Linked DNA regions of Homo sapiens: region 1 is linked to region 2. A link is a loop called in an ENCODE intact Hi-C map of the cell type or tissue named here. Cell type or tissue: endothelial cell of umbilical vein. All regions are shown on one strand. Each heading gives the region's core, and the rest is flanking DNA. Links, peaks and the distances in the headings are about the cores only.

Evidence for each region. Peaks named below come from ENCODE experiments on the same cell type or tissue, not always from the same donor. Only the 100,000 strongest peaks of a DNase experiment are listed, where the experiment ranks them.
Region 1: it touches region 2 in a loop (25-fold over the local background); 1 of 110 quality-filtered maps calls a loop at or near these places.

Annotation. Positions count from the first base shown.
Region 1 is chr12:6,004,033-6,006,532 of GRCh38, reverse strand. The region is part of intron 34 of VWF (von Willebrand factor); the gene reads left to right. Among named protein-coding and RNA genes, the nearest start is that of SNORA120, 35 kb to the left of the region's middle. In endothelial cell of umbilical vein, for the core only: no CTCF peak of the experiment used is centred there; no DNase peak of the experiment used is centred there.
Region 2 is chr12:7,437,132-7,443,963 of GRCh38, reverse strand. It overlaps CD163L1 (CD163 molecule like 1), which reads left to right. Exons shown (of 20, transcript NM_174941.6): 2 at 2,718-2,810. It also overlaps the pseudogene LOC100419928. Among named protein-coding and RNA genes, the nearest start is that of CD163L1, 3.6 kb to the left of the region's middle. In endothelial cell of umbilical vein, for the core only: CTCF peaks have their summits at 3,493 and 3,699; a DNase peak (open chromatin) is centred at 3,813; H3K4me3 peaks cover 929 bases; H3K27ac peaks cover 412 bases.

The DNA.
Region 1 (2,500 bases), core at 1-2,500, 1.4 Mb after region 2:
GTGCTGGGATCACAGACATGAGCCACCGCACCTGGCTGTTTTATTTTATTTTTAAAAATTCATTTCAGCCACTTCATAGCTTTTGATTGGAGAGTTTATTCTACTTATACTTAAAGTAACTATGGATAGGGAAGGACTTACTGTTGCCATTTTGTAATTATTTTCAGTCAGTCTTGTAGCTTTTTTGTCCCTCTTTTCTACTCTTACTGCCCTTCTTTGTGTTTCATTGATTTTTTTGGGTAATGATGAGATTTGACTCCTTCCTCATTTCCTTTTGTGTATCTTCTATAGATATTTTCTTTGTGGTTACCATGAAGCTTACATAAAACAGCCTATACTTATAACAGTCTATTCTAAGCTTATAACAACTTAATTTCAATTGCTCACGAAAACTCTACTCTTTTACTGCCTCTCCCCCACTTTACATTATTGATGTCACAAATTATATTTTTTAATGTTGTGTATTCATTAACTGATTTTTATAGTGATAGTTATTTTTATAAGTTTGTCTTTTAAGTACTATACCAGAATTCAAAGATTTACACATTGTCATTATAGTATTAAAATATTCTATATTTGTTTATATATTTACCTTTACCAGGAATTTTACCTTTCATATGTTTTCATGTTGCTGCCTAGCATTCTTTTATTTCAACATGATGGACTCCCTTTAGCATTTCTTATAAGGCAGGTATAGTGGTGATGAACTCTTTCAGCTTTTGTGCACATGAGAAAGTCTTTATTTCCCCTCTATTTTTGAAAGACAGTTTTGCTAGACAGAGTATTCTTGGCTGCCCGTTGTTTTCTTTTGAATAGATCATCCATCTCCCTTCTGGCCTGCAAGGTTTCTGCTGAGAAATTTGTTGATAGTCTCATTGTGGCCCCCTTTTATATGAAAAGTTGCTTTTCTCTTGCTGCTTTCAAAATTCTGTTTTTGTCTTTGACTTTTGACAAATTGATTATAATATATGTTGTAGCGGACTTCTTTAAATTCATTCTAGTTGGAGTCTTTTGGGCTTCTTGAAGCTGGATGTCTATTTTCTTCCCTAAATTTATTCATTATTTCTACTTTCCATTGGGTTTTAATCTTATTCGTTATTTTAAATATTTGAACTATTAGCTCATTATCTGTGATATAGGTTGCAGTACTATTTATTGACATGTTAATATTTGCCCCAGTGGTGTGAGATAAGAATAATAATCATAAACCAAATTTTCATATGTGCATGGGCTTATTTCTGAACTTTTTTTCTGATTCCACTTGTTGTAAGCTATTCATATACCAAAACCACATTGTCTTAATTACCACACTGTCTTAATTAAGAGGAAATACCTCTAATATTTTGTCATTAAAGGCTTTATGGTATGTTTTATTGTCTGGTAGCACTAGTACCTCCACATAGCTTTATTCTAAAGTGTTTTCCTGGCTATTCTTTTATGTTTGTTTTTTCTGTATAGACTTTAGTGTCAACTTGTTTACCTCCATAAAAAGTTTGTTGGTATTTTTATTGGAATTGCATTAAATTTATACATTAACTTTGGGAGAACTGGCATTTTTATGATGTTAAATCATCCTATCCAAGAACAAGTTTGTCCACTTATTCAAGCTGACTTGTCTGTCTTCTAGAAGTGTTTTCAGGTTTATTCATTTGGGTTTTGCATATTTCTTGCTAAGTTTATTCCAAGTATTGAATCTTCCTTGTTGCAATTGTAAATGAGACTTTTTTCTTCTCCATTATGTTCTTTAACTACTTATTATTTGTGTATATAAAGGGTATTGATATCAATATATATAACATCTATATATCTATATATAACCTATATATATCTGTATATGTTAATTCCATATCCTATAGCTTTACTGAATTCTTTTATTATTGAGTTAGTTTTATCATGGATTCTCTAGGGTTTTCTGGGTATGATGGTTTGTCATTTGCAAATAGAATTGTTTTTCTTTTTTGTCAATTTTTGTGCCTCCAATTAATTTCTCTTGTATAATTCCATTAATAAACTTTTTAGTACAATGTTGAATAGCAGTGGAGTATCTTGCACACACACACACGCACACACACACGTGCACACACATATCATGTATTTTATATTATGAAAGTATCCCTCAATTCTCATTTTTGAGTGTTTTTTTGTCAAGAGTGATTGTGGAATTTTGGTGTTGGTGAAGGCTTTTTCAGCATCTATGGAGATAATCTCTTGATTTTTTTTCTTTAAATATATTGATATGGTATATTATTTGAAGAAATTTCCTAATGTTGATCCCACTTGGCTATGCTTTGTTATTTTCATAATGTGGTGTTGGATTCTGTTTGGTAATATTTTATTTAGTACGTTGGTTTTGACATTCATAAGTATTTTTGGTCAGCAATTTTAACACTACTTATTTAAATTTTCAGTAATATACATATAACATAAAATTTATCCTTTTAACTATTTTTAAGTATATATCCAGTGACATTATCATGAATGAGGTCAGGAGATTGAGACC
Region 2 (6,832 bases), core at 2,142-4,641:
TTGAAAGTTTTGTGGAACTTAGAGTAGCAGCAATATTGGAGGCAAAACTGAAATCCAAGAAAGGAGGAAAACATTAATAAAGTAAACAGAAAATGTATTATAAAGACTGGAGATTAGAAGTCACACAAGGATATGAAGTTGTGGAAATAGAAAGAAGGGATAAATTAGAAACTTATTGTTATCAAGTGCCAGGTACTACAGTAAATGCTTTAGGTCATCTCAATTTAATTCACACATGTAACCTATTTTATAGATATTATTGTCTCCATTGGTAGATGGAAAATGAAGACTTATAAGGACTAACTGACTTATGTAAGGTCATGTAGTAGAATCTCAAGTGTAATTTAAATTCAGGACCAGCTAAGTCTGAGCCCTTGATCTTTCTGCTATAAATTTTAATAAAGCAAATAAATAAGAAGACATTATGATAAAAAACAAAGAACAAGTCTTTGATGGACCCTAAAGAGTAAGGACTAAGAAAGGAATACATGGCTAAGAAGTCTTTCACAGCACATCTGAAATTAGTAGTAACCTTTGCACTTGCACTTCATAGACATTTCGTGGAAATAAAGAATCACGAAGGGAGGTTTTTGCTGTATTTGGGACTTATAACTCCTAAATAGGATTGAGGCTTTTGAAAATGCAGTGCTACTCCTGTTGGCATTGTGTCTCTGTGCCATTCCTCAGTGCAATTACTACAAGTCAACTTAATATTTTGTAACTGTTTTGCTTATGACTAAAGACCAGCACATTTCTAGAAAACCAGCAGAAGTTCTGATATTTTTCAAAGCCTCCTTTTTGAAAAAGGGTTTCTACAGTTTGAGAAGCTTGGCTGCCTTCTATCTAGCAAGGCTCATCTTAATGAATTACAGTTCTTCATAATTCATGTGTGTTACTTAAAAGATAATATTATTTAACTTTCAACATGCTGTCTGCCATGTATCTAATTAGAAAAGGAATGGGAAAGATGAAGGTCTTGAATTGGTGAGATGGTATTAGATATATAGAAGGTCACAAGTTCTGGCAATTATACTTTAATTCTCCTTCTCAAGAATTTCCTACTGCACTATTTGTTCACGTTCATCAGATCTTGATTGTGCTGGTGTCAGAGCTTACTATTCTTTTTTCTTTATAGTTCATCTTTAGCTCTAACCATTCTTACAAATGGGCACTCAGAGTTTCCTGGAAGGATTTAGGAAGATGAAATGGCCTCCTAGGATAATCCTACACATGAGGTTTGATGGAACTAAATATTCTTATTAGGAACAAAAGAAATAAGAGAAAAAAGAAGACCAACTTAAAGTGTTTTGGACAAGATGGAAAAGAAGGAAATTGGGACACTAATTGCCCATTCCACACTTATTTCTCCCTGTTTCGTTCTATAGGGAGGGTTTTCTCTTGATTTGGGTACATTTTCCAAGAATGATGGATGTGACTGATGATAATTGTAATAATAAAGTCTCCTCTATGGTTATTACTGACTGTTGCCAAACTCACTTGGGATTACTTCTTAGAGAAGTGCCCGGGATCCATTTTAGTTTCAAAGCATCATTTGAAAAACTAAAGATGTCCACCAAAGCAGGTTGCGCCTTCTGTCTCTGCTTTTGCGTAGCCCAAGCAGCATGGGCCTTTCCCCGATGGGTACTGTTCCTTCTGTCCTCTTAGGGTTTTTGTTTTTTGTTGTCTGGGATTACACATGCTCAGTTTAACTCTGACTTCATCTTTTCCATAAGATACTAATGAAAATACTATTTAAGATAGTTCTCTAACAGTTACAGCTGTTACATACCCCTCAAGTAAACAGGATGATAAATATTATTTTAAAGTATTTCTTATACATTTATTTACCCCTATGAATTAATCATCCCATCTGCTTTTAAAATAATCTTTCTATAATGTAAATTTTATTTATTACACTGATTCAATTCTTTATAGTCTCCAAATAACTCTCAGAATAAATTCTCAACTCCTTCGCTTGTGTATTGCTCCTGCCTATCTTAGTTCATTCTTTCCCCACACGTGTAGCATAAACTTTATTAGATGCAGAACTGAGCATGACTGAAAAGACAGGGAGAAGTGAGGAAGTGGCAAGATTCTGTAGGAATAATAGAATAGTGACCCTGAAGAAAAGTGGATAGCTTTGGTAAATAATCATGAGCTCAATCAGCAGTTATTATAGTGACCTCCAAATGTTGATTTGCTTGTACATTCCAGTCACAAGCCACTGAGTGGAATACAGGCAAGAACACTTATTCATTCCTCTATTCCCATAATGAAGCACAAGATCGGGTACATATGTCATACTCAATAAAGGAGCAAATGAATGAACAAAGTAGGGGGATAACGTTAGGAGGAAAAACAGTAAAAATGAGGAGAGGGTCAAAGAGTTGAGAAGTAAAAATTACTCAGTAACCCAAAATGCTAATCAATTACCCCAAACAGCCACAAAATATATTTGGACACAGAATGCAATTTTTCAATGAATCACATGCTAAAATATCTGCCCTGTTACAAACCACTTGGTGCCTTTCCATCACAAACAGGAGCTAGTCCTGTGGCTTTTCCTGGGAAAAGGACTTTCTTGTGCGGTATCCTTGACAGGTGGAAGAATAATTCATCTTACTCCTTCTATTTTATTTTGGATTTAAGTCATTGAGGTCATCTAACATTTCTTAGAAAGACATGAAATTCTACCCTGCTATATTTTGTTTCTCCAGATTTTGGAAGATGCTGCTGTCATCAGAACCTTTTCTCTGCTGTGGTAACTTGCATCCTGCTCCTGAATTCCTGCTTTCTCATCAGCAGTTTTAGTGAGTTCTGATGGATGATAACTTTTGGGCTTACAATCCTCTATTCTACCTTTCCCCTACTCACTACCCTAAGTGCATATTTTGAGGGAAATAGAACATGTAAAAATAATGTTGGACCTTCAATAGCTATACCCTGTAAATAAAGGTGTCCAAATTATTTTTATGCATTTCATATTACATTTTTCGTTGACATTTTTCTCCTTCAGATAAAGAGAATTTCCAAATCCGGCCGGGCACAGTGGCTCAGGCCTGTAATCTCAGCACTTTGGGAGGCCAAGGTGGGGAGATCACCTGAGGTCAGGAGTTCGAGACCAGCCTGGCCAACACAGTGAAACCACATCTCTATTAAAAATACAAAAATTAGCCGGGTGTGGTGGTGTGCACCTGTAACCCCAGCTACTTGGGGGGCTGAAGTGGAAGAATTGCTTGAACCCAGGAAGTGGAGGTTGTAGTGAGCCGAGATCGTGCCCCTACACTCCAGCCTGGGCGACAGAGCAAGACTCCATCTCAAAAAAAAAAAAAAAGAAAAAAGATAAAGATAGTTTCCAAACGTAAAATGTCTCACTGAAAAAATATGGATATTGTATTTTTGCAAATAGAAAAATCGGTTAATAAAAACTTACAAGATACAGAAATCAAAGAATTAAATACAATTAAAAATATATATGTGTTACACACCATGGAATACTATGCAGCCATAAAAAGATGAATTCAAGGGCCGGGCTGGGCGCGGGAGCTGGCCGGGCTGGGCGCGCCGCGGTCCCGCACCCACTTCCGCTTCCCGTGCGGCGGTGGGGGGATGGCGGCAGGGCCGGTGGGCGGCGGCGGCTCCAGGTCCCTGCCCGGGCGCGGCACTGCGCAGTCCGCCCTCCCCGTCGCAGGGGCGCTCCTGAGCTTCGCGGGGCCGCCTCCAGGGCTGCCTGCGCGGAGGGCCGGCCGCGGCCGACGCGAGTGTTAAGTGTCCGCCCTGGCCGGCTACCCGGAGCCAAGAGCAGGCGGCGGAGCCTGAGCGGGACGTGGCCACGCTGGCGCGGCGGGTCCAAGCCCGCCATTGGTCGGCTTCCGTTACGCCGCTGATGTGGAGTAGGGCGGAGCGCGGAACGCGAGGAGCTGCTGGGGTGTGTGTCGCAGCGGGTTTTCCTCGGCGGTTTGCGGAGCTGCTAGGATGGAGCAGGCTGCGGAGGGAGCGAGTGTGACCGCAGCCCCTGTGTCAGCTGCCGACAGCACTGAGGAGTTGGCCGAAGTCGAAGAAGGAGTTGGAGTAGTGGGCGGGGATAATGACGCAGCCGCGAGAGGAGCGGAGGCCTTTGGCGACAGTGAGGAGGACGGAGAGGATGTGTTCGAGGTGGAGAAGATCCTGGACATAAAGATCGAGGGGGGTGAAATTCTTTACAAAGTTCGCTGGAAAGGCTATACATCGGATGACGATACCTGGGAGCCCGAGACTCACCTGGAGGACTGTAAAGAAGTGCTTCTTGAATTTAGGAAGAAAATTGCAGAGAACAAAGCCAAAGCAGTCAGGAAGGATATTCAGAGACTATCCTTAAATAACGACATATTTGAGGCGAACTCTGATAGCGGTCAGCAAAGTAAGACAAAAGAAGATACTTCCCCAAAGAAGAAAAAGAAAAAATTAAGGCAGAGAGAGGAGAAAAGCCCAGATGATCTGAAAAAGAAAAAAGCAAAGGCCGGGAAGCTAAAAGACAAGTCCAAACCAGACCTGGAGAGCTCCTTGGAAAGTTTAGTTTGATTTAAGGACAAAGAAAAGAATTTCTGAAGCCAAAGAAGAACTAAAGGAGTCCAAAAAGCCCAAAAAAGATGAAGTAAAAGAAACAAAGGAATTAAAGTTAAAAAGGGTGAAATAAGAGATTTAAAGACGAAAACAAGAGAAGATCCCAAAGAAAATAGAAAAACAAAAAAAGAAAATTTGTCGAATCCCAGGTGGAATCTGAATCAAGTGTACTTAATGATTCCCCCTTTCCGGAGGATGACAATGAAGGGCTACATTCCGACAGCAGAGAAGAGAAACAAAACACTAAAAGTGCAAGAGAGAGAGCAGGGCAGGACACAGGGCTGGAGCATGGCTTTGAGAAGCCCCTAGACAGTGCCATGAGTGCTGAGGAGGATACCGATGTCAGAGGCAGGAGGAAAAAGAAGACCCCGAGAAAGGTTGAGGACACTAGAGAGAGCAGGAAGCTAGAGAACAAGAACGCATTCTTAGAGAAGAAAACTGTGCCTAAAAAGCAGAGGAATCAAGACAGAGGCAAAAGTGCTGCAGAGTTAGAGAAGCTTATGCCTATATCTGTCCAAACGCCAAAGGGCTGGAGGTTGAGCGGGGAAGAGAGAGGCCTCTGGTCCATGGACTCAGCCGAGGAGGTAAGGGCCACGGGAGGCAGCAGAAAACCCGTGTTGAGTGGCCAAGACATTTCACAAGCAAGGAAAGGGAAACAGTCAAGCTATGAGAAAGTGTTTATGACCATGGGCGGTCATAAATGAAGATCCTCCAGCTCTTGGACACTGCAGCTTATCTCTTAGTCTCTGGTTTGTTTCTCTTAGAATGATTTTGACTAGAAAATTATAGGCTAATTTGTGAGCAAAAATCAGGATGGTTTTTAGAGGTACTCAGATGATATATGGAGCATTGTATACTCAGGTTTATAGCTTCATCAGCTTATTTTATTAGCTTTTCACATCCTGCTTGGTCATTTCCCCTGTTGTCTTGAGTATACCACTATTAAATAATAGGACACAAACTACATTAACCAGTATTTTAATGCTTATAAAAATGTATTTAATAGAGAATTTGTCCCATTATAAAAATTATTTTTATATGGCTTTGCAAAATGGATATATTTTCCAAATTATGAGAGTATTTATATATGCAATATTTATCAAGGGCTATAAAAAACATCATTTTTTTCATCCATTATTTCCAGTTTTGGGAATTTATTTTAAGGAAATCATTTTAAAGAAGGAAAAGCTGTGCATACATAGTTATTTATGGCAGTATTATCTTCATTAGTGCTACAGCAAAATAGAACAACTTAGAAAATGCAGTGGAGAAGAAAAACCCTACATAAATGTGAACACAGTCATGTAAAAATATGTGTGTAATGTAAGCAAAAATGAATTTTAAAAAAGATTATGCATGTAAAAGTACAAGGACCAGAAGGGGGAACATGGAGAAGTAAAATAGTCATGATTGGTTAAGACTATGGGTGGAAAACTTTCTTAGAATTTTCTTTTTTTTTTTTTATAATAATAAAATTCCTAAAAGAGGGTTGGAAAACTGGTGTTGGGTTTTGAATTTGATATTTTGTGAATTATTATATGGTTGACTGAGGAAGCAAAATTCTTTTGTGTGAAGAGGATTTAATGATCATTGATCATGTACCACAGTATACAAGGGTGATTCCCTGAAGCCACAAACCTGTATTTTCCGGTTTTCAAATAAATATACAGTGTCAAAAAAAAAAAAAAAAAGGATGAGTTCATGCCCTTTGTAGGGACATGGATGAAGCTGGAAACCATCATTCTGAGCAGACTATCACAAGGGCAGAAAACCAAACACCGCATGTTCTCACTCGTAGGTGGGAATTGAACAATGAGATCACTTGGACACAGGGTGGGGAACATCACACATCAGGGCCTGTCATGGGGTGGGGGGAGCAGGGAGGGATAGCATTAGGAGAAATACCTAATGTAAATGATAAGTTAATGGGTGCAGCACACCAACACGGCACATGTATACATATGTAACAAACTTGCACGTTGTGCACATGTACCCTAGAACTTAATAAATATAAAAGTATATTAATAAAAATAAAAATAAAAATAATATTCATTAATAAAATAAAAGTAATACTATTAAAATAAAAAGTAATACTTTTAAATACTATTTAAATACTATTTAAAAGTAAATACTTTTAAATACTATTAAAATAAAAAAGTAATACTATTAAAATAAAAATAAAAGTAATACTATTAATAAAAATAAAAGTATAATAAAAATAATAAATAAA